Linked DNA regions of Homo sapiens: regions 2, 3 and 4 are each linked to region 1. The links are chromatin contacts, found by Hi-C or POLR2A ChIA-PET in ENCODE. All regions are on one chromosome and are shown on one strand. The core of a region is the stretch at or near the end of the contact, and the rest is flanking DNA. Distances in the headings are between cores, read along the strand shown.

Evidence for each region. Hi-C counts contacts between places; a loop is a spot of excess contacts on that map. ChIA-PET counts read pairs that join two places held with the same protein, here RNA polymerase II (POLR2A). Pooled maps may share reads with other maps.
Region 2: POLR2A ChIA-PET joins it to region 1 with 15 read pairs in PC-3. The contact joins two enhancer-like sites. A Hi-C loop is called at or near these places in 2 of 168 maps with a recorded cell type or tissue (GM12878 and left colon). POLR2A ChIA-PET finds 5 or more read pairs at or near these places in 2 of 52 experiments (BJ and PC-3).
Region 3: a loop to region 1 is called in a pooled map, with 4 times the contacts of the local background. The contact joins two enhancer-like sites. A Hi-C loop is called at or near these places in 7 of 50 pooled maps. POLR2A ChIA-PET finds 5 or more read pairs at or near these places in 2 of 52 experiments (CD4-positive, alpha-beta T cell and activated CD4-positive, alpha-beta T cell).
Region 4: a loop to region 1 is called in a pooled map, with 3 times the contacts of the local background. The contact joins two enhancer-like sites. A Hi-C loop is called at or near these places in 7 of 50 pooled maps. POLR2A ChIA-PET finds 5 or more read pairs at or near these places in 3 of 52 experiments (BJ, CD4-positive, alpha-beta memory T cell and GM12878).

Annotation. Positions count from the first base shown.
Region 1 is chr1:172,379,467-172,383,102 of GRCh38, reverse strand. All of the region lies in intron 18 of DNM3 (dynamin 3), which reads right to left. Among named protein-coding and RNA genes, the nearest start is that of C1orf105, 39 kb to the left of the region's middle. Within about 2 kb of position 2,187, at least 7 of the 41 ENCODE cell types and tissues checked have a DNase peak (open chromatin) inside an H3K27ac peak, as active enhancers do; they include GM12878, where a contact is called at or near this core.
Region 2 is chr1:172,069,108-172,072,815 of GRCh38, reverse strand. All of the region lies in intron 11 of DNM3 (dynamin 3), which reads right to left. Among named protein-coding and RNA genes, the nearest start is that of MIR3120, 68 kb to the left of the region's middle. Within about 2 kb of position 1,324, at least 3 of the 41 ENCODE cell types and tissues checked have a DNase peak (open chromatin) inside an H3K27ac peak, as active enhancers do.
Region 3 is chr1:172,637,539-172,640,922 of GRCh38, reverse strand. No RefSeq gene overlaps it. Among named protein-coding and RNA genes, the nearest start is that of FASLG, 20 kb to the left of the region's middle. RefSeq lists an enhancer at 1,187-2,386. Within about 2 kb of position 1,447, at least 6 of the 41 ENCODE cell types and tissues checked have a DNase peak (open chromatin) inside an H3K27ac peak, as active enhancers do.
Region 4 is chr1:172,116,437-172,119,836 of GRCh38, reverse strand. The region is part of intron 13 of DNM3 (dynamin 3); the gene reads right to left. Among named protein-coding and RNA genes, the nearest start is that of MIR3120, 21 kb to the left of the region's middle. Within about 2 kb of position 1,861, at least 2 of the 41 ENCODE cell types and tissues checked have a DNase peak (open chromatin) inside an H3K27ac peak, as active enhancers do; they include GM12878, where a contact is called at or near this core.

The sequences.
Region 1 (3,636 bases), core at 938-3,437:
CTGGCTGGTGGAAACAAATCAGTGCTTTAAATGCCAGGATAAAGCTCTGGTATTTAAGATGTACTTTCCCCTAAAATAATGAACATTTAAAATAACACTTTACTTCATACGCATTAAAGTTACAGTAAGTTTTGAAACTAGGGCACATGTTACTAATTTTCCACCAAAATGCCAATGGCCAAGGAGAGTAAATGTGGACCTCCAGAGGGGTCCAGGGGCGCAGGCTACAGCACACACTCCAGTGTGAAATGGCTCTATGTTTCAAATTTGGTTTTTTTAAAAATTCCTAAGAACGTTTACATTCTCTTTTGTATTATCTGGGTTTGCTTAAATATGAGAAAGATTTCAAACATTGCTTCTCACCTTCAAACAAATCCTAATTAAATCTTCAAGTAAAATTAACTGTCTGGGAAAATAACTCATGAATACCCTGTGGGGGTAGGAGTCCTCTAGTTGGAGAGGGCTGACTTAGAGTTTCCTAACCCTGTCACGTGCATTATCCAATGTTCAAATGGTGAGAACATCAGACTATGAGTGAGAAGACTTGGATTTCAGTCTTAACTCTGCCACCCCCAGCTGTGTGATCTTGGGCAAGTCAATGTCTCAGAACCTCAATTTCTTCATTTATAAGCTGTGGAAAATAATGGGTATCCAACATGTGGTTGGCTGACAGGTTCAAACAGAATTATGTGCCACTTTGCCACACCGAACACATTTTTAGAATAAAGCTGGATCCACTTCATTCTTTGATGGAGAACTTCTGGTGGGGTGAGCTACAGAGAAGAGGCCATCCAAATGGGCTTACCATGGGGTGTTATGTGTGTGTTAGCTTTAAAGTCCTGAGCAAAACTCTGCTGCTTTGACTGTAGCCTGTCCAGAAAGACCGTCTGTCATAAACTTGCTATTTCTTTGTGCTGCTGTTACCTGGTATGTTTAAGTAATGAAACAGCTGCTGCATTTCAATAGACAAAGGCTTACAGTATGTCTGAGGCAAGGCATTTATTGCTAGGCTTTAAACTTCTTAAACAATTCCATATGGAGATTTGAGTGGCAGAACACTTAATGTAAACTTTCAAAGGAAACTGCCCACCAAATTCTGAACTTTATGAATGTTGGCTGAAACATATTCTTTTTCAGAAGGCCGAAACATATTCTTTTTCATTCCCATTTCAAAGAGGAAAGGCCAGAACACCGCTTTTGATAGACCAGGAAGAAATAGAGGACCGTGTTTTAGGCATTTATTGATTCTGGAGGAACAATTAGCTTTTTGATCCAAACTCATTTAAAGATGCAGCAGGGTTAAGTGAATAGAATTTAGAATTAGGAGTCAAAAGACTAGTTTTCTCGTTGTGATTTTATTATTAGTTCTTTCATTTGAAGATCTCTTCACTTTGAATCAAGTTAAAAAATCAATACATCTAGATGGCACAGTGCTGGGTGTTCACTGTTTCAGTTTCCTTGGACTCAACAGGTCACGTGTGGAATGAACAAAATAGGCTTGGGCATTCTGTACAATAAGATGCCACGACAATATGACTACATTAATAAAAGAGATATATATTTTTCATATATAGAATTATACATATATAATTTTAAAATATATGTATTATATATAAAACTATACCTTTTTATATATGTTTAAAAAGCACATAAAATAATACCCAAGAAAAGCAGTCATTCTAGATATGTAAAACTAACTTCTGGTAGATACAAAAAGTTAAATTTCAAACAAAGCCACAATTTCATAAGAATTCAGCACTACATGATACTTTCGCCTTCTCCACATTCCTATTAGTTTTTACTTCAAGATTTGACCTTGGTGATCAGATCTTAATTGAAGTCTCCTTTCTCACGACTCTTATGTGAGGTCTCTCTCAAGACAACTATCAGAACTTTACCTCCGAGGATAATATCCTGTAGGTGGAGGTTTAGCCATTTCATTAAAACAAGAAAACACACCAGTGAAGAGTGAGGGAAACTACCCCTGCATTTCTTTCTTTCTTTCTTTCAGTGTGTGTGTGTGTGTGTGTGCGCATATGTGTGTGCATGTGTGTATGTTTTTCTTGAGAAGGTGAAAGTAGGATAGATTTGCAATAGGGGTTTTTTGTTTTTTTTTTTTTTCCTTTTAGCTAATTTGTGTCAAGCTACTCCTCACAGCTATAGGCAGGAAGTGCTATTTCCTGTGCTGATGATTTAATATAGTGCAGAGCAAAGCAGCGTTTGAACTGATGGCAGCACTAATGACTCTCGGTGAAACAGTGAAAAGATAAATGATCCTTAATCAGGAAAATGTTTAAATAAGCAAGTGCCTGGATATACCACAGCAAAACAACCTGAATTCATTTAAGTAAATGAAGAAGGTAATTTTAAAAATACACAGACTATTTGTTTAGTACTTTATATTTTTCTAAATGGCTTATAGCCACTTTTATTATAATCTCTGATGGCTCTGTGAGGTACCTCACTGTAGTTTTAGAAGAAACTGACTTCAACTCAAAGGGGCGAAATGATTTGCTTTAGGTTACACAGAAAGCCATTGGTCAAAAGAATACAATTCATAGTTCCCACATTTCTAATTTATTGCTTACCTGTTGCTGATTCTTCAAAGCATCCAGCTAACCTTGTTTGAATACATACGTGTATGAAAATAGTGTTAGTTAAAAATAAGATTGTTCACATGAGTGCTTGGGGTTGCTTACAGTCAAGGAATGCAGAGATCATGGACAATGAACGGACTGTCGTATTTAGAAATAAAATTTTGAAATTAACCATGAAATATGAACAAGGGCTATTTACAGTTCTTAAATAGGCAGCCATATTAATTTCTTACAATTATATTTTTCACAGTACTTTCATTTGTACCATCTTCTGGAACAAATCCCTAAGTCAGATACACTTACTACAATTAGTATTTTACATATGGAGGAAACAGACACATGAAAGAGACTCACCTTAGGTCAACAGAGTCTGTAGCAGAACCAGATTTAGAACCCAGATTTCTCCTAAATTCTACTTTGGGGCTCTTTTTAGTACTTTGCCATCTAATTTTAATTTCTTACAAGTAATGCTCATAATTTATCATTGGATTAAATAAAAAGATGTCCTTAGAAGATAACTAGGAATAAAATTATTGGTGTCTCACTTGTCAAGATTCAGAAAAGCCCCCTATAAAACACCTCATTATAACCTATCTTATCTAAAAGACTATTTCTCAAATAACTTGTGGTATTATTTGTACTGTAAAAAGTTAACTACCAAAAGAACTAAATCAAACATAATTTAAGTATCATACTCTGACTACTATAAATAACCTTGAAAAGGTTATTTAGACCCATTGATGGCTAGTCAAGCAGGATTTTCAGATTTGAGGTTATAGCATCCTTACCTTAGAAAAATAAAATTCACTGAGTTTTTAATCCGAGGGAATAAAGCAAGAAGCCCTTTCCCAGGTTAAAATAGCATTCCATAGATTTTAGAAGCTGAAAATAATCATATTAACATATTTTATATATGTGTGTGCACATGCATGCACACGCATGGGCATAGGAACAAATATATCCTTTGCCTTTAGTCTCAAAGTCTAGGAGCCAGGGCATCTGGTTTCTTTGCTGGTTTTGCAATTAATTTACATGATGC
Region 2 (3,708 bases), core at 75-2,574, 310 kb after region 1:
TCCTGGGTTCAAACAATTCTCCCGCCTCAGCCTCCCAAGTAGCTGGGATTACAGGCACCTGCCATCATGCCCAGTTAATTTTTGTACTTTTGTAGAGATGGGATTTCACCATGTTGGCCAGGCTGGTCTTGAACTCCTGACCTCAGGTGATCCACCCACCTTGGCCTCCCAAAGTGCTGGGATTACAGGCGTGAGCCACCGTGCCTGGCCAAGAACAGTTAACTTTCCAGGGAGTGATTTATTCTCACATATACATATATATAATTAGTACGTGGCCACTTGTTCTTGTTTTGTACTCAGTACCCAGTGCTATAGGCTGGAGGCTTTGTTTTTGTGGCTAATCTCAACCAGTCATCTGACCAATTCTTGCTGAGAGTCACAAGGGGACCTGTCAAAAAAAGATTTAAAAGATCACTCCAAATCTACTCCCACTACCAAAAATAAAGTCAAGGCATGGGGGCTATTAGGTCAATAACATCATACTTGTATGAAAAAAATTCATACAGTCAGAGTTTTGTTTCATATCTTGAAGAAAACTGAAACATTAGGAAGCGTGATCATTATTGGATTAGTTGTAGTTTTGCCTCTCTTCTCCCAACAATAAAGCCAGATTCAGTTAAATTGTATACTCCAAATCCATTTGGCCAAAAGTTTGTACCAATAAACTGTAATATTTGAACACAAATAAATTGTTGCCACTATAAGGAGCAAAATATCTACATAATTCTCAACATTGCCAAAGGCTGTCATGAATAGCTTTTGGACGTTCACACACATTAACTTGGACTGTAGTATAGGAAAAAAAGTGGAAAAAAAATAAAAGCTATGGCTGTTCTCATTATATTCCTGGAAACTGGGAGTCTGTGTTCACTCTAGGAAAAGAGCCAGGTCGCATGTGGGGGATGAAAAGAAAAATAATCCATTTTTTTCTCATTTTTTCACTTTCTCAGAGTTTCTCACTGCCTTTTTCATCCACAGTTATTGAATATTTAGTTGAAGCAAAGTAAAGCTACCCCTGGTAGCAGTAGTTGCCCAGAAAGTCCACTGCTTCAACATGCAGTGACATGTATGGAAGCACCAAGACTAACAGCTGGCACACTCAGACATTCAAAAAACCTTTGTTTAAGAAAAAGCTACAGACAGATTTATGGCTTTCCATATTCTTAATTTTGAAGATTTTTTTTTCCCACAAAGCTTCCAGAGCAGAAGTTGGTAGTAACTCTACTTTTTAAAGAAAGAAATAAAACTGCAAGAATGTCCCAGAGCTGTTCAGGCGCGGAGGCCTGAGGATATGGGTCACTCTGTCTAACTGGATACTTTAAAAGTACCACATGGTCCCAGGCAGCAGAGTCCAGAATTCAAATGCGAGATCCATCCAAAATGACATGTCCACACTACCAAAACCAGGCATGTTTCTGCTATGCCACACAAGTCCATATTAGAGGTGACCACTACCAGCTTTGACAGGCACTTGATAACTGTTGGACCACACCACCTGAGACTGTGACTTAGTAGGGAGATGCCTGCTCCATCCCTTATGTCCTACTTGAGGAATAAATTAACCACTGTAACTGAGTTGCAGATTGAAAACAATTTCCCTTGGAATCAGAAAAGGCAATTCTTCCTCGAATCTACCATGTGCCATAGCTCTTTGGGAATAACAACAAAAACAACTAAAATTAATTAAGAACTAAGATATATATATATATATATATATATATATATATATGCAGGGTCTTGCTCTGTCACCCAGGCTGGAGTGCAGTGGCATGACCATAGCTCACTGCAGCCTCAACCTCCCAGGCTCATGTGATCCTTCCACCTCAGCCTCCGAGTAGCTGGGACTACTGGTAGTGCAGGCCACCGTGCCCAGCTAATTGTTTAATATTTTGTAGAGAGAGGGTTTCACCATGTTTCCCAGCCTGGTCTCGAACTCCTGACCTCAAGCAATCTGCCTGCCTCAGCCTCCCAAAAGTGCTGGGATTACAGGTGTGAGCCACTACACCTGGCCTTGTATTTTGATTACTTCTTTCCATCCTCACAAAATGTCTGTGAGTTAACTACCACTATTGTCTCACTTTAAGATGCGAAAATTGAAGTGTAAAGATGTCAAATAACTTGTCACAAGTTACACAAAATGTTAACAACAGAGCTGAAATTCAAATTCAGGTAGTCTGAGCCCAGAGCCCACAATCTTAACAACATGGTGAAGTTTGAACATGCCATTTTACTAAAACAAAAACTCTGAAATATGAAGAAGCTAGCAACTGACATAGATATGATTACAAATATTTAAAATGCTTTAAATAATTATCCTATATTTTCTCCAATATTATTTTGACAGCGGATCCTAAAGAGTTAAGTAGGATTTATTATCATTTGAATATTATAGATGAAAACACTAAATTAAAACAGTTAGCTTATTTACTTAAGGTCAGGAGTACAGCTGATTCTTAAGAACTTAAGTTTTCTCAGCCCAGGAGGGGCCAAGACATTAGACATTAGGGAGAACCTCTGGCCCTAGGGCTCCATATCTGGCTCTAGGCTTGATTTCACTGACTCAGGAGTTAATACTGATTTGTTCATCTCAACTGAATCACAAAGCCTGTTTTCTCCTCTTTTGGCTATTGCAGCTATCCAAGACTGTGAAAGTTGGTAAACAAGTGAAAACTATAAATGGTGATTAATTAACTTTCAAAACACAATGATAAAAAGTAGTGACAATGAATCCACAGCTCAAGCAGAGACAAGGTGGTTACTGGAATCACTCACGAATGTCCCAATCTGCTGGGTCTCCATCCCTCTGTCCTTCCTTTTCTCCTTTCTCCTCCACCTGCTCCTCTTCCCCACGCACACTCTGTGTGCTGTGTGTGTCTCTCCCTGTGGTTTTTTCCTCTCTCTTTTATTTTGTCTTCTTCCTTTTCCCCATTTCTCCCTCACCTCCTTCCCACTCATCTGAGAATCACAAAATCCTGTAATACTAACTTACACAGGCTTTCAGAGAGCATATAGACCAATATATTAATGCTGTACATGAGAAAACAACAGTCCAAAGAAGTGATTTACACAAGAACATGATGTTATTTTGTGGCGAGCACATGGCCTAAGTCCAGTGTTCTCTCCACAACATCACACGTGCAGCTGTGTCATGGAATTCAAGGGTATGTAAAACCATTTGTATTTCCTGTTATAATATTTTATAAGTAACTAAGAAAAATCCATTTAAACCTAAGAAGATTTTTATTCTTTCCACGTAGTCCTTTACTTTTTTAAATGAATTATCCTCACTTGAAAATAATCTTTCCAAATTACAAAGCTAGGATTAGAAAACAATTTCAGGGTCACTCCTTACAAACCACATACATTCACAAAATAGAAATGTTTAAAAGAGTAGTTCTCAATTTTTTTTTCAATCATAGGTTGTATGGATAAGCTGATGAAAATCTAGGTCCACTCTCTCCTCAGAAAAAAATGAAAACACTGAGCATTTTGCATAATGTTTTAGGAGTTTGTGAATCTTCTGGAGTCCATCTGTGGGCCCAATAAAAGTTAAGAACCTCTGTCTTAAAGAGAAAATGTGGTATGTTTCTGGATTAGTGGTTTTCAAAGTAGGATGTATGCATGATCCATGGAGCATTGAGAAAAAAAATAATGAAACTCCTGTTACTGCTTTTGCATCTCATTCTTCTGAATGAAGTCTTTTTATTT
Region 3 (3,384 bases), core at 198-2,697, 260 kb before region 1:
CCAAGTTTCCATCATGTATGATGGACATCCCGATCTCAAAGTCCTTCTTTCCCTGCCTTCATCCAGCACAAACAGGGCAGACTTCAGTCCTTTCACAAAGACACAGCATTAAGCCTTCATGACTTACTAGAAATCCTACTTTTTGAGTAGAAGCCTTCATTTCTTATTGTCTTTCCTGGGTGATTTTCTGCTAATCTTCAGTCCCTCTTCCCTCCCTGGAGTTTGGGGGAAGGTCAGTGGTGTAAATTATAGACTGATAAGCCCCTGCAAAGCCAGGCAACCTAATCAACCACTCCACCAATACTTCCTGAGCACCTGGCACCAGGTACCATTGTGGGGATATAATGAAATGGAAAATATTCCATGTCCTCAAGGATGTTACACAGCTACCAGGGGTGGAAAGATTGTCTGTAGCTCTCAGACGGTAAAGTAGCTATAAAGTTCATGGGAAGTCTAAGCATAACACGTTTCTGAAGCTCATGCCACGCCATGTGCTCTACCGCCATGACCCAATCTGTTTGAAATGTTTAGGCAGTCTGCCTGGAAATCCTGCTAGCATGTGGCCAGTGCAGGTCATCAAGTCACCAGGAGCGGGCAAGGGAATGGTGCAAGGCTAAGAGCTCTTTGGTTCTACCGTGGCTTATTGAGTTCCTGTGGCATAAAGCTCTACACTAACTGCTTCAGGGAGGCAAAGAGGAACAAGTCAGTCTAGGAACCCTGATTGTCCACGGTCAGAAAAACAGCACTGAAGCTGAGAAGTTCTTATGTAACAGTAACTACATTAAAAAGAGAAAGTGCGAGAAACACTTTAAGAAGACTCCAAATTAGTACTGTGTTAAAGAAGAGAGATGGCATATTTAGACTGGAGAAGGAGGAAAGAACAGAGTTGGGAACTGAAGAAATATTTCATGGGGAAGGCTGAATTTGACATGGGGCTTAAAGAATTATTATCTCCATTTATTTTAGCTTTATTTTTAAACAAATAACAACAACAAAACCTTTGGGCACATTTTATTGGAAGCATCATATGAAGAAAATTACCAATTAAAGAGAAATGGTCAATCTGGTAAGTGACCTGAATCCTCGTTGCTAAGTTTGCTCAGAACCCTCTGGGCATTCCTGCCAGCCTGGCTTAGTCTGCTCATGGAGCTGCAACCACAACAGACCATCCTGTTCCTCAACCAGCCCTCCCTTAAAAGGCAAGGCACACACATGCTATGCCCTTGGGTGGATATTTATCCACAGCCAACCTTCCAGGGCACAAGCTTCACAGGCAGTCACCTGCCGCCCAAGGCTGCTCCTCTCCTCATGCAGGATTCTACCCTGGTTACTTTCCTTTGGAGAGGCTCTGACATAACGAGAATCAGGGTTTCCAGAGATGAGACAGATCAGAGACTGATCTGCCCACAGCACTCTGCGGTCTGGGCTCGAGAGCTCAAGCGTTCCAGAATGCAGTGGAACATGTGTGTACTCCACCAAGCAACAGAAATTCAGCCGTCATCTTGTTCCATAGGGCAGCAACATGCAGGGCAGAGGGAGAACCACTCCTGGGTCTTCTAGAAAACCAAGCCAGCCTCAGTCACACTCACAGGGGATCTCAGAATGTTAGACAAAGGAGGCTTCACACACCGGAAGCCCAGGCAGCAGAAGCCAGACACAACCACAGCACACAGAAAGTCAAAGATACTGGGTAGATATAGAGCAGTGCCAGGAGTAGATTTTAGTGTTTGATTTTTGTCGATTATAAGTGTGCATCCTGTTTATCTGCCTAGTGAAATGCATAGAGATAAGTCCCAGCCTGTAGATATAAAGGACGTGTTTCATCTTTTTTCATGCATGAGTGTGTGTATGAATATGCAAACAGAATGAGTGTATTGATGTCTCACAACCAGGTAAAGTTGCATTCCTGTGACTCACTGAAAATGTAAGACATTTCACACTCATGAATAACCAGCCCCCAAACCACAGGACACAAACCATGTCCTTTTACTTGGTTTTCAAATAACCTCATGCATAGTTTTGTGCTTTGAGAGCAGAGGAAAGAAACTTTCTTATTGGAAAAGGAAAAGAAAAACAGAGGACAGGAGAATTCTTCTCCCACCAAGCAGCTCCTTCCTTGAAGATCTTTCCAAAGAGACTGTTCATTTAGTCAACAAAGATCCGTGGAAAATTTAAGAATATGCAGAAACCCTCAATTTACTCACTATCTAGTGGGGGATATGGAAAAGTAACTATAAACTTTAAAAAACAGTTATAACCGTATGGTAAGAGTAGACACAAGTACCTTACAAGCAAGGAGGGCGGTCATCAATTTCACACTTGCAGGATCACAGGTGTCAGAGGTTGTAACCCTCAAGCTAGGCCCCCAAGTGATACAATAGGTAGAAGGCAGTTAAGCTGAAAGGAAAAAGAGTCATTCAAGGCAGACAAGAGAGCATGAAAAGAGAGCAAGATATGTTGTGCAACCTGCCAGCTAGGGTTCACCTGGCTTTATTTTTCTCTATGGTACTTAGTGCCATCTGATATTTTACACAATTCTTTGTTTATTGTCTGTCTCCAACTACAATGTAAGCCCCCTGAGGGCAGGGACTTTGTTTTACTCTCTGCTACATCCCCAGAACGTAGAATAGACTTGGTACAAGGAGGCATTAATAAATACTTGCTGAATGCACAAATGTTAGAGAGGAGTGAGAAATGAGGCTGGACTGCCAGGCAAGGTAGCCCCCGCAGGTCATGAGGGCCTTGTGTGCTGTGCTAATGCGTGTGGATGTTACCTTGGAGATCTAGAATAGTGTTCACAAGCTAGCAGCCCACAAGCTAAACACAGAAGTGTTTTGCTTGACCAATAACAGGTTTTTCATATTAAGATATTTTGTATAAAAACCCAGGTTGCCGAATTTCCTTTAAAAATTCAGAGGATGCAGTAACAAGGGGCCTGTAGTCTCGTAAGGCAAAGTCGGCTGGTGCTGAGCAGTAAGTGCCCCTTTAATAACACCTGTGTTCTTCAGTCCAGCACAGTCTGCCCCAGTCCCAATTGTCTTGCTTCAGGCCTTCCTTGCTCATAATCATCTGCCAGTTCCATGTAGATAAATGAGTTTGCAACCTCTAGCCTAGGTTCAGAATGTCTAGTTTAAAAATTCCACCAAGATAATGAGTCTCCAAAACACCCCCCTACAATGAGTCATGCCTTCCAGTGTATTTATGCCCTCCCACAGTGAATGTGAGCTGCTTCTGTGTAACTAATAGAATGCAAGGGAAGTGACGCTGTGGGGCTTCCAAGGATAGCTCATGAGAAGGCAGACATCGCACAAGAAGTCTGACTATCCTGAGGCCTCCATGCTGTGAGGAAGTCCAAGCTAACAATCTGGAGACACCACACAGAGA
Region 4 (3,400 bases), core at 612-3,111, 260 kb after region 1:
CTCCCGAGGTCTACGTTTAAGAAACTAAACAGACTGTTGAGGCACATTCATGGACAGAGAGTAGGAGGACTATGTTTAGGGAGTGGAGGAGTCATAAGTTCAGTCTGGACATGTCAAGATGTGAACATGTGAAATAGATCATTGGCTGTAAAGATGTCTGGATCAGATGTGCAAATTTGTGAATTGTTGTTTGCAGGTGTAAATAAAACTGTGGGTGTGAAAAAAATGACTTAAAATGAGCATTTGGGTGAGAAGAGAAGAGGGCCCAGGACTGAGCGCTGAGGAAAGCCAACGTGCAATGTCTGGGAGGAGAGGATGGACCCATGAAGGAAACCGAGGCGGGGCTAGAAGAGAGAGAGAACAGAGAATACTACAAAAATGAATGAAAGAGAATGTCTCAATAAGGCGAAAGGATTGAAAGGTCAAACGTAAAGGTGAAAAGATTGAAAGGTCAAAGGTCAAATGCCACTGTAAGGTCAAACGTAAAATTTTTTTCACTGGTTTTAAGGTTACTGAAGAGAGAATATTAAAAATATTTAACAACTGGCCAGGTGTGGTGGCTCACACCTGTAATCCTAGCACTTTGGGAGACTGAGGCGGGCGGACCACCTGAAGTCAGGAGTTCGAGACCAGCCTCACCAATATGGATAAACCCCATCTCTACTAAAAATACAAAATTAACTGGGTGTGGTGGTGCATGCCTGTAATCCCAGCTACTCAGGAGGCTGAGGCAGAAGAATCGCTTGAACCCGGGAGGCGGAGGTTGTGGTGAGCCAAGATTGCTCCATTGTACTCCAGCCTGGGCAACAAGAGTGAAACTCTGTCTCAAAAAAAAAAAAAAAAATTAACAACTAGTATGACATCAGCCTGACCAATCCCCAAAGGTGATGGGGTCACAGTGCTAAAGCAGGGTACCAAAGGCTCCCTTCTGTGCCAGGCCTTTGTCTTTAATCTCTGGACAGAGGGGAGGATTGAGGGACTCAGAGAGGAGCTTCAGCATCTCTGATGAGAGATGGGCACTTGCAGGAGCAGCCAGCTGTGACTGGTTTGAAAGCATTAAATATGAGAAAAACCACTCTGGCTCTCCTGATGCCTGCTGGCTGGGAAACGTCACTAAGAGTTGTTGCTGTGGCTTGATGGAGATGGGGAGCTCGAGAGTGGAACGGGTGGGTGACAGAGGTGAAATTTTCCCATGTAAGTCTGATTTCATATGGTGAATCAATACTTTCTCAGCATCTTCCAGATGCAGAAAAAAAAAATCTTCCAAAATTGCAAAAGAAGAAAAAACAAAACAAAACAAGAATTGGCCAATGAAGAAAACATATCAAACAGAGAATCAGTTTTAAAAGACTTCCTGGAAATTTTGATCCCTAAAGGGAAGCAACAAGATGTGCTATCATTCAATCATTCAAATTAAAGCTATAGAGCAATTTGTCAATGTCAAGTAATGAGAATGGCTGACAAATTTTAAGGTTTTGGGTTCCTAAGACATTCTAGAAAAATTTATTTACCCTATCATACCTCTGAAAAAGAGTACCAATAGTATTACTAAGGAGATGCTCACACACTCAGGTATTAAATAAGTGTTAGTAGCCAATCCTTCATAGAGAACCCACTACCATAAATACTAATGTTCTAGGGAAAAATGCATGCATGTATCTAATGTGGAATCCTAGTTTTAAATCTCTTCCAATGTGAAGGAATCAAGGACCTTCCTTCCTCACCTTTGATTGTTCTGTGGATTTTGGCAGTGCAGGATGTGAGGATATAGACACCATTAAGCACATAGCTGTGGGTAACTGGGGCTTTCACCTTGTGCAAACCACAAACATACTTTCCTGTCAGTTTGGTTAGCCCTGTGCACTTTAGTCTTGAGGTCCCGAGGAGTGGCTTACCAACTCCCCTGTTCAGTGCCACAATCTCTTATGTATGACCCAGTTGTCTTTCTTCTTACCAAGCAAGAGAACACACTTCACAACTTCTAACTTGCCCTTATGTATCACTACCTTTTTCAGTGCTTCTAAGGATTTACCTGCTAGTAATTACTAGGGGTCAAAATAAAAGAGCTCATTCCTAAAAACAACCTCTTTCTCCTCTCTCCACTTCCAATACAATTCAGCTTTCAGAGAAAGATTAAAGATGATACTTGTGGGACCCTGATTCACTATTAGTCCATTTTCACACTGCTGATAAAAACATACCTAAGACTAGGACGAAAAAGAGGTTTAAATGGACTTACAGTTCCACATGGCTGGGAAGGCCTCAGAATCATGGTGGGAGATGAAAGGCACTTCTTACACGGTGGCTGCGAGAAAAAAATGAGGAAGAAGCAAAAGCAGAAACCCCTGATAAACCCATCAGATTTTGAGAGACTTACTCACTATCATGAGAATAGGACGGGAAAGACTGGCCCCAATGATTCAATTACCTCCCCCTGGGTCCCTCCCACCACACGTGGGAATTCTGAGAGATACAATTCAGGGTGAGATTTGCATGGAGACACAGTCAAACCATATCAGTCACAAAGACTAAATATAAGAGCCATGCACATTTTAAAAAAAAATGCCGCCATTCTGGTATTCTAAAATAGAGAGAAGGCTTAGGCCTCAGTGAAGACTTTTTTTTTTTTTTGAGATGGAGTTTTGCTCTTGTTGCCCAGGCTGGAGTGCAATGGCATGATCTCAGCTCACCACAACCTCTGCCTCCTAGGTTCAAGCAATTCTCCTGTCTCAGCCTCCCAAGTAGCTGGGATTACAAGCATGCACCACCATGCCTGGCTAATTTTGTATTTTTAGTAGAGACAGGGTTTCTCCATGTTGGTTAGGCTGGTCTCAAACTCCCAACCTCAGGTGATCCGCCCACCTCAGCCTCCCAAAGTGATGGGAATACAAGCGGGAACCACCACGTCCGGCCCAGTGAAGACTTTTAAGTAACTGATGGGGTTGAGGCAGGGTTTCTCAAAGTACGTTCTAAGAAATGCTATTTAAGAGAGACATTCCATGAAAAAAGTTTTCATGACTAAAAAAGTTATGAAATTCCTGCAATACCATACGGTCTTCTCTCACGTACACAATGCACATTCTTCTATTAAAAATGCTGAGAAGTATCAAGATAAACACACCTTTTAACTTTGCTTACCAACTCCAAGTTTGACCACAAAGCCCTATTTTAATATCCCAAAGTGTTCCAGATGTACTTCCAAAAACAGTTGGTTCATAGAGCTGAGGTGGCTACCCTTGAGAATACAGGGTCCTCAGCTATGGGAGAAAGAAGGGAATCTCCATTGGAGCTTTGCTTCTCCTCTGCCTTTCCCTGTTCCCCCTCCCCAACACCACCTGTCCACTCCATGCTGGACTGGCTTTGGATTCGCACCAAATGTGGAATGTGAGAAAAGAATACT